Regions from separate parts of the Homo sapiens genome. Here region 1 is linked to region 2. A link is a loop called in an ENCODE intact Hi-C map of the cell type or tissue named here. Cell type or tissue: mammary epithelial cell. All regions are shown on one strand. Region 1 overlaps WNT5B (Wnt family member 5B). Region 2 overlaps ADIPOR2 (adiponectin receptor 2).

Region 1 (5,000 bases), 160 kb after region 2:
CTCAGGAGGTTGAGGTGGAAGAATTGTTTAAGCCCAGGAGTTGGAGGCTGCAATGAGCTATGATTACACCACTGCACTCCAGCCTGGGGAGCAGAGTAAGACCCTGTCTCAAAAAAAAAAAAAAAAGTATATATATATATATATATATATATATATATATATATATATATAGACTGCAACACAGATGAACCTTTAAATCATTGTGCTAAGTAAAAGGAGCCCGTCACCAAAGGCCATGTATTCTATAATCCCATTTATAAGAAATGCCCAGGATAGGCAAATCCATGGAGACAGAAAGAATAGTGGTCGCCTAGGGTTGGGGGTTGGGGTACGCAGAGTGACAGTTAACGGGTGTGCAGTTTCTCTGTGGAGCGGTGAAAATGTTATGGGATTAGACAGTGCTGATAGTTGCACAGCCTTGTGAATATGCTCAAAGCCACTGAATTTACACTTTAAAATGCTGAATTTCATGGTATGGGAGTTATGTATCTCAATAAAGCTGTTATAAGAAATAACAAATGATACTTATAGGGACTTAGATATGGAGAGAAGGGAGTGATTCTTAGCAGGAAACAGATTCAATCCTGATCTCAGAGATTAAACCAGGCAGAATCCCAGAGTCTTGTCTTGGAAGGTAGAAAGGGAAGCAGTCTGCAATCAACCGAGAGGTCTAGAGAAATCTCTCCCTTGGCCCTACTTCTTGATTATCTGGGCATGACACAGTGAAGTTTACAAACAGACCATGCTGAGTGAGTCCGTTTTTCTCTATTAACCAGTGGCTGGCTTCTGGTCAGTTGTGAAATAGGAATAGCCCAAGAAAAACCGAAATGATGGCAGGAAGTTACACTCATGATTCAGCCGACAGGACCCGGTCTACGGGGCTCAGAATGTGACAAGGAGCACTGGGGATGGTAAGATGGCCAAAGAGCCTCTCAGGGAGGAGGGTCTGGGCCCCACTTTGAGGAATTCATCTCCTTAAAATGCAGCCTCAACCACCTGACATGGCATCCTGGAACGGAGGGAGCCTCCCAAGCTTCAGCCCCGAGCTACCCTCCATAGCCACCGGAAGCTTTCCCTCTACACAGTTCCTCAGACCAGTGGGCTAGGTTTTCAAAGCAATCCATTCCATCTTTTTCAAATGACTCCAATCACCAGAATGCTCCTTCTTGTATTAAGCTGAAATACGCCTCCTTATGATTCCTGCCTGCTGCACTTGCACTCTGCTATAATCCCTTTCCCATTTGACAGCTCTTCAGTGTTTGAAAACAACTATTAAGCCTTTTACGTTTTCACTTTTCCAAGCTACATATGTCTGATTTATTTCTATCATTCTTTAGCAAACATGCTTTTCAGAGTTGAATCAGCCTTCTCAGAATTGCCTTCTAAAATCACGTACCTGCAGCTGAACTAACACACCAGACGTTCTGTACTCTGACAGTTCGAACCTATCATGACTGTTTGGGATCCTGATTTGTCCTCCGGTGCGCTGCCTGCCTCTTTCAGTCGGGTCTTCATCAGAAGCTGAGTGTGGGCAGCTCTGCCTTCACGGGGCAGCCTTTGGGCCCTTGGGTAAGCCTACTAAGTACCATCTACTGTTGCTACCTTCAGCAAGAAAGAGATAATTCGGGGCTTCAGAATGGATAAGCAACGTGGGGGTTTATCTATATACGCAACAGTTCAGGTTGAATCTCTAACCATCTCAAGAATAAACGGCTAAAAAAAAGCAGCCGTGAGCTACTAGAGGGACATGCGTCTTTTCCCTACAGGAGACAGCAGAACAATTTCATGCCCTCTCTGTTCCATAGCAGCCCAAGTTGCCTCCAAACTCCCTAGGCAGAAGCTGGGCAACGGGCCGAGGCTCCTCCGAGCTGCTCTGCCGCCCTCTGGTGACCGACTTTTGCAGCAGCTTCAAAGGAGAAAGGAAGCCTTAGACGGTCCTTCTCAAGATAGGGAGAGGGAGGACTCACCAGGAGCTACTCTGGGCTCAGGGGGGAGGAAGGGAGGACAGCCTCCTAGGTAGCATGAGCCTTCAGTGATGCTATAAAAAGGAAGGGGGAAAATTAGGCAAACAGAAGGGTTCCATTTTGTAACGGAATAGGGCACAGAGAGATGGGCTCTCTTCGACAGGGTTTGCTTTCGCTGGCCACCTAGTGCACATCTGAACCCAGCGGAGTGTCTTTTCCTGCCAACCCCTTTCTTTCCTAAAGTACAGCCTCACTTTGGGGCCTTTATGCACACGAAATACACATGAAAAGGATCTAGCCAACATCAGGCCTACTTTAGGTCTTCAATAAACATTAACTCCACTGAAGAGATTAGAGGAGACTCTGCACCTGGGCCGTCCTAGTTTCATTGCCCAAAACGCAGGGCAGGAAGTGCTGCCAAGATTTTCGCCAGAAAGAAGAGACAAGTGCCAGGTGGGTTTGAGAAGAATCAATAAACTATGAGTAAATCCCACTAAAACCCCAAGTCTACTCTTTTGGGAAAGCTGCCCCAGGAACACTAGGACCTTCCTTTTATGCACCCTGAGTTGATACCGAAGGAAGCAAGAGAGCAGCAAGTTTCAATGTGTACTTTTCCCATCTTTAATTCCCTCTCTCTCTTTAGAAAAAAAAAATTTTTTTTATAGAGACAGAGGTCTCACTATGTTACCCAGGCTGGTCTTGAACTCCTGGCCTCAAGGAATCCTCCTGCCTCAGCCTCCCAAGGTGCTGGGATTACAGGCGTGAGCTACTGCATTGGGCATTACTTCTCAATATGGGACAGAGAGGGTAGGGAAAGAGGTCTGGAATAAGTGGGAGGGGGAAGGAGCCTTCCAAGTATCCTCCCTAAGAGAGGAGCACGAAGAAATCTCTACCTCCCCAACTCCCCTCCCAGGCTGAAATCCCTCTCTGGGGAAACTCCAGCCTCAGGTAACCTTTTGAAGGGAGGTGTTCTGGGAGAATGTCAGGCAGAAGGAACACAGCATTCTAACACTTCCCTTTTATGGCCCTGGGGATAAGACCCAGTAGAATAGGGCCGGATTTCTCAATTTCTTGCCAGAGAGGAGAGGATTGCATTTCAAAAGGACCTAAAACAATTAGACCTCAGATCACACCTCCATCTAAGCAATAGGGTGGCCCAAGAATCCTTGGCCAGCAGTGGGAGAGGGGAAGGGACAGGAATCCAGAAGACTTGGCCCTCTCCCTCTCATCTTTTCTTTCGTCTGACCCCTTCCCCCATGTTCACACATCTCTTTCAAAAGAAAAAGCTGGGACTGGATGGGGTTGGGTTAGTGACAGCTATCAACACTTTGGCCGACATTTCTATCTCTCTGTCAAAGGTTGAAGTGGAAGAGGCAAAAATCCAACAGACATTCAGGGCTGCAATTTCTGGTTCTCTACCCAAGGCTCTTTTTTGCACTGAGACACAAAGGCAGTGGCGGTGGGCGGCTCTCCTAATCCACTCTAAGTCAACTCAGATGTCCTGCCCCCTCTCAGTGAGTCCCAAGCAACCTGCCCCCTCTCAGTGAGTCCCAAGCAACCTGCCCCAAGTGAGGCTGGAAGGCAGAGAGCTAGAGGAACATCAAGCGTGTGGTTTCTGCAGCCTCCCAGAGCCTGCTTCCTCGTGTGCCTCTCTCGTGGTGCACACTGCTGCCAAGCCTAGAGAGAGCCCACTTAGGCTGCCTTTGGGCTCTCCCTGTGCCAGTCCTGAGAGAGCTTAATTGCTCCCAAACGAGACGAGTGCAGTTCCTTGGCCGAGCCCTCTTGTAATGGCCTCTTACCTATCTGCATGACTCTCCCAAAGACAGATGCGTTGTCCGCTGTGCTGCAATTCCACCGCCGCTGCCGGAACTGGTGCTGGCATTCCTTGATGCCAGTCTTGGCTCCCTCCCCTATGTAGGCCATGTGCTCCTGGTACAATTGGCACAGCTTCCTCTGGCCAGGGGAGAGCCCGGGAAGCTGACTGCACACGGGCTGGGCACCGATGATAAACATCTCGGGTCTCTGCACCGGGTTCAAAGCTAATGACCTAGGACAGCAATCCAGAAAGGGGAAAAAAAGGCCCAGGAGTGAGCATACGCCTGTGTGCAGCATTAAGTCATTCATTCAACACATTTATTGAATGCGTCCCTGTGTACAAGGCCCTGGAAAGAAAAATTAGTAAATCAGAGTGCTGGCCTTCAAAGGACAAACTGAAGGAATCTGAGGCATGAACACAAAGGACATGCGAGATGCCAAATGCCCCAGACAGACTCTGGATATGCTTCTGGATCTGCTGTGATCAGATAGGAAAATAGCCCTTATGGCTGAAGAGAAGCCTTTATAAGGAAATGGCCAGAATTTGAACTGGATCTTAAGAATGGGGGTCAGGCAGATAAGAAGACGAGGGGTGGGGAGCAGCTCTTCATTTTAATAGAGGGCAAAAAGAGCCAAACCTCAACAGGAGAGCACAGGCCTCATTCAATGAGTAGGAGTGACTAGTTCAGTGCAGCCCAAGTACATGATAAGCCATGGAAAGCAATCAATCCTTTGCGTGGTACTCCCTTTGGGCCTTTAAAATCCAATCACTTTACATACATCACGATCTAGTCTACTTGTTTTCACTGCCATGTCTCACTTTGAGCTTCCCCTCATCCACTCTCCACCAGTTCAGAGGCTCTCCCTTTTGCTCATCATCTACCAGCCATATAGAGTGTTAGATGAGAAGGCTGCAGATTTGCTATCTGAGTAAAAATGCTAGTGGCAGAGACCATGCAAAATAGGTGGTGATCGCCTGCCATTTCCCTGTCAACTTGGCAATGACAACAGCCCTTAAAACATAAGAAGAAAGCCAGCCACCCATGGTGCTGTGAACCCCTCATCTGGCCTTCAGACTTATAAAAGAGGAATTCTATATCCTACCAGCAAAACACACAAAACAAAGGAACAAAAAACTACCAAGTATTGATATTCTTGTTGACCCAAGAGCAATTTCTAACAATTCATGGGCATGAGGGAAGGTCCAAGGAAAAGGAATGT
Region 2 (5,000 bases):
CCAACGCTCCTCTCAATCCTGGGCTGGTGGCCCCTGGCTCCGGAGAATGCTGGATGGAACAGGAAACCAATCACCTGGCACCACTTTCAAGATGCTTCATGGTGCCCGGTACCATCTGCCCTAGGTCTCAACATGAGCATACTTCTGACCTAACCTTCCTGTCTCCTCTTCGGGAAGCCAGCGTGAGCTCAGCTTGGACCAAGACAAAATAATTTAGTTCTTCCTGTACTCCAGAGTCCAGACCCAGCCAAGAAAGGGTCAGTTGTTTCTGACCCTTTCTGTCGGAGTGGTCTCTGGTAGAACCCAAGGACTTCTGGGTACTGAGAAGCAGCAGCAGAATGAGGCCAAATGCAGAGATGAGGCTAAGGCAAGAATATGCCCCAACTAAAGCATAGATTCCCCAAAGTGAGGCTCATGGTGGGAGGCCACTCACCTTCCTAGCTGCTGCTCGAAAAGGTTTTGACTGTGTTGGGGTGGGGGTTGGGTAAGGGAATGGTCAAGACTGAGAAAGGAATGAAATCCATTCAGGAAATATCGACAGGGCTACACGTGATGTCCCCAAACTGCTGCTATTGAAGAACTTCCCAAAACTTCTTTACAAAGCCCTAAAGGAAAGTTTGCATCTATGAAAAGCCAATAGGCTGAGACATCCAATTGCTGCATGGAAATTGATGTACATTCAGGGGACGGCAAAAATAGCTGTAAAATAGTGAAAAAGAGCAGTGGTTGTGCTCTTTTCTGGCCAATGATTTACAAAAGAATCTACTTGACTCTGTCCCTGGAGTGAAATCCTTAGGGTTGGAACTTGTGGGAACATTCCAACTTGCTAAGCAGGGTCCACTGGGAGGGAAGCTCTATCTGGGAACTCACCCCCAGCGCACACACATCTCCCCCAGGGTCCCAAGGCCCCGCAGCTTCCTCCCCCGACCAAACCCCAAGACCTGGATCCCAGGAGACAACAGTCTCCACAGTGAGAGCAACATTAAGGGCAAAGCCATGGAGAAATGTGGGAGAGGCCGGCCTCAAATCTTTCCATTTAACAAACCCCAGTGATGGGTATGGACAGCATGCAGGGCTTTTGGGGCGCTTCCCCCCGCTCCTCCATCACCCTCAGCCTCCACACTTCAAAGTTCAAGTTCAAAGCTGTTCAAGTTTCCTACCAGCAAATAGCCCTAACTTGCCTCTAGAGTAGGCCAAATGCCAACTCTGTAAAACACACTTACATTATCGGTTACAGAATGTCACTCTTACCGTCATGTCTTGCAACAACCCTGTGAGGGCAGTATTAATGCCCCCTTACAGCAGAAGACACTGCAGCTCGAAGACAGCTTAAGTGGCAGAATAATGCTAGAACAGCTAAGGTTTACATGTACCAAATAACATGTTTCAGCTCATTCCATCCTCACAACAGCCCCCTGAAAGTGGGTACTATCATTAGTCCCATGTTATAGAAACTGCAGCAGAGTTGAAAATTGCCTCCAAATTACCGGAAGAGTGTATGAAGATTGAATGTGATGTATTCACGTAACATGCTTGAAACTGCCTGGCATATACTAAACGCTAAATAAATACATGCTAACTGCGATCATTACATTACCTTGTTTCATGGAGGTGGGGACAAAGAAATTACAATTTAGATGCCAGGAACAATAAGGTGTTCAACAGGCCCAGCAGGGTTAAGAAAGCAGCAAGGAGCCCTTTCTAGCCCCTGGGCTGCCATCACTGAGTGTCCCAACCATGTGTCACGAGGCACCACCTGTGCGGCACACAGCAGGGTGAGCACTAACTCTCGCCCTGCCACTTCCTGCCAAGGCCGTGGCCGCCCACCTGCCGTTCATTCTTTGGCATTAAGGCACATTCTGACCTCCAACTGCATTTGACCCCAACTACCAACTCACAGACACCAAACAGCAGTCTCTGTAGGACCATAACCCAGTGTTATCTTTTGGAAGGGTTATCATCCCCACCCAAACAGGTAGAGCACTTTCAGGCAAATTTATCAACTCTTAAAAAGCCAAGCTTAGGAAGCTGGAGCAGCTTCTGGCCTGGTTTTGTCTGCTTCCTCTGGGCCCCATATCTCTGCATGGCCGAGGGGAATCCCTTTCAAGACCATTGGAAGGAAAAACCATTTCTGATAAACTAACCTTCTCTACCTTGGAGAACAAAATATTCTCATAAGCTTTGCCTTTGAAGGTCAGAACGATTCCTCTTCTACTTTTAGCAGAACCACTAAAGGACAGCAGGTGGCAGCCTGGCTCACTCTAAAGCCCATCACCTGCTCTCGGACGCATGAACTTGGAACCTAAGTCATTTGATAAATTAGAATGCAGAATTTTGAAATCTTATGTTGTACACCACCTTTGGAGGACCAGGAACTTAAGGATGCTGTCAGATCTTCCTTCCTCAGTACCAAGGATATGTGAACTACTAAATCCACATAATAATGTTGTGTATTTTAATAGAAGAGCTTTCAGGGAAAATGCTTCAACCACTTCATTAAGCTCAGTGAAGTTGTGGTTCGGGGGCGGCGGGGAGGCAAGAAAGTGGGCATATCATAAGGCCAGAAAAGTAAATGAAGTCCACAAAAGGACGGAATTGGAGCGAGGGTTTGGCAGAAAACCCAGCCAATCACTATGGGAAGTTTGAGGAAATTATCTATAGAAACCACAGCATCTCAGCGTGGGCTCTAGAGGATGTATCGTTGGCCTCATTTTAACAGAACACCGAGGCTAGACAAGCAAACGGCCACTTGCCCATGCTACATGGCAAATGGCACAACTGAGATCTGAAGCTACCCTTTTCATTTCCAGGTAGTGTAGCAGGGTAGGGACGGTGGGACAGTAGGATGGCGGTGACAAGAGGCCATCGCACGTGACGCTTCCTTCCTGCCCCATGCCATCATAAGCAGCCTCTACATGAGTGAGACAGGCTGCCCTTGTTTCACCAAGTCAAACAGCTGAAGGCAGAAAAGATTTGTACATTAGATAGGGTGTTGGTGGTGGGTAGGGAGCAGTGCTGGCTAGCAAATGGTTCATGCCCTCTGAGGGGAAGACAAAATGAAACACTACAATTGAAGCCAAATATTCAAGAAGATGTTGTTTCTGGGATGATTTTAAAGTAACATTGCCCAGAGGGTTCTCTAGGCACCCAGAGCCTAGCACGCTGTACAGTCAGAATCCAAACTTGTCCTTATCTACTTCCTCTACAACCACATAACATCACCTGGGTATCAGGAACCATACAGACACTTTTTTTTTTTTTGGGAGATGGAGTCTCGCTCTGTCACCCAGGCTGGAGTGCAGTGGTATGGTCTCAGCTCACTGCAACCTCCACCTCCCAGGTTCAAGCGAGTCTCCTGCCTCAGCCTCCCAAGTAGCTGGATTACAGGTGCCTCCACCACACCCAGCTAATTTTTTGTATTTATAGTAGAGACGGGGTTTCACCATTTTGGCCAAGGTGGTCTCGAACTCCTGACCTTGTGATCCGCCCACCTCGGCCTTCCAAAGTGCTGGCATTACAGGCGTCAGCCACCATGCCCGGCTCAGATGCCTTTTGGGAAGAGACGAGGAAAAGACAAGTGGGTTATTAGTAGGCTTCAGCTAATACTGTTTGTCAAAAGCAGGGAATGATCCAATGTCTATGCCCAGGTAAGGTATGGGACACTCTAAAGTTAAATCTATACTTAAAAATGAGAATTCAGAATGAACATATTATCCTGATACTGGAAATGCCCTTCCAAAAACTAAATTTACCTAAGGCAAAAGGGTTGGAATTCCGTTTTTTTTTTTTTTATTTCAAACACCAACTCGAACCAGATCCTCTTCTTATATAGAAGGGACTAGGTTAATGAACCCCAAAACCTTTAAGTCAATGTATATGACACTGTTTAATCAGAATAACAAATACAGAAAGGTTTTCTTAAATTTTCTCTTCACTCTTTTCTCCAATACAGTGCTGGCACTAGAGTCATTCTTAAACTTCCTAAGCTTCAGTTTCCCCATCTATAAAATGAGAGTGAAAATACTCCTGAATGGCTCAGAGGGTTGTGATTATGATCATATGACATCGACAGTTCTCTAACACATCCCTTGGCATCAAGTGTTACATTAGAGACTATTTTTTTTTTTCTCAGACAACATGACTTTATTACTGGAAACCAACTAAGAAAAAATTATGATTAGGAGGAGAAAACAGCAAATGGTCGGGGTAAAAAACCAATATTCAGCAATCAGTAGCTTTCACCAATCAAAAGAACTTTTAGAAGATATAATTGAAGACAAAATCCTATTTATAATAGCAAACAACAGCAAAAGCAAGGAATGAACTTAGTCAATGTGCACTGCCTGTAGGAGATGGCCTCGTGATCCGCCCGCCTTGGCCTCCCAAAGTGCTGGGATTACAGGAGTGAGCCACCGTGCCCAAAAAAATAAATTTTGTAATGTTTCACTTAACAAAAGAGATACATTCTGAGAAATGTATCATTAAGTGATTTCATAATTAGTTGATTTCGTTGTCACGCAAACATCATAGAATGCACTTACACAAACCTAGATGGTACAGCCTACTACACACCCAGGCTTTATGGTAGAGCCTATTGCCCTTGGCATTAGAGACTATTTTTATAAACTTCAATAATAAATAAGAACTGCCCCTTAGAGCTGCTCTCCCCTCCATTCTAAACCTGGTGCAACTTACGAGGAAAGCTTGAGTTAGGAAACAGGAGTTGGGCATAAGCACTTTGATTTCTGCATCCCGAAGGGGAAGTTTCCAAAAATTTCTTAAATCACAGTGTCTAAATTAGAGCTTCAGAGAAGTGCCAAAAGCCAAGGGGAGGTAAGCTGAACGGCAATAAAAAAACACACGACAGGTCATATTTCATTTGGTTCTTTTTATTAGAAACTGAGAATACAGCAAGTAGGGAAATCCCACATCAATGGAACCATCACACAGATGCCTTTCTGGAACCCCAACCTTCTATGATCCCCAAAAATGTGCTTTGT

The links. A loop is a pair of places that touch in the nucleus more often than their neighbours do. Peaks named below come from ENCODE experiments on the same cell type or tissue, not always from the same donor. Only the 100,000 strongest peaks of a DNase experiment are listed, where the experiment ranks them.
Region 1: a loop joins it to region 2, with 14 times the contacts of the local background. A loop is called at or near these places in 37 of 110 quality-filtered maps.

The regions. Positions count from the first base shown.
Region 1 is chr12:1,631,669-1,636,668 of GRCh38, reverse strand. WNT5B (Wnt family member 5B) reads right to left here. Exons shown (of 5, transcript NM_032642.3): 3 at 3,764-4,011. Among named protein-coding and RNA genes, the nearest start is that of WNT5B, 4.9 kb to the right of the region's middle. In mammary epithelial cell, a CTCF peak has its summit at 1,885 (motif pointing left); no DNase peak of the experiment used is centred here.
Region 2 is chr12:1,788,548-1,793,547 of GRCh38, reverse strand. ADIPOR2 (adiponectin receptor 2) reads right to left here. Exons shown (of 8, transcript NM_024551.3): 8 at 4,874-5,000. It overlaps CACNA2D4 (calcium voltage-gated channel auxiliary subunit alpha2delta 4), which reads left to right. Exons shown (of 38, transcript NM_172364.5): 38 at 1-1,585. Among named protein-coding and RNA genes, the nearest start is that of LRTM2, 30 kb to the left of the region's middle. In mammary epithelial cell, a CTCF peak has its summit at 2,246 (motif pointing right); no DNase peak of the experiment used is centred here.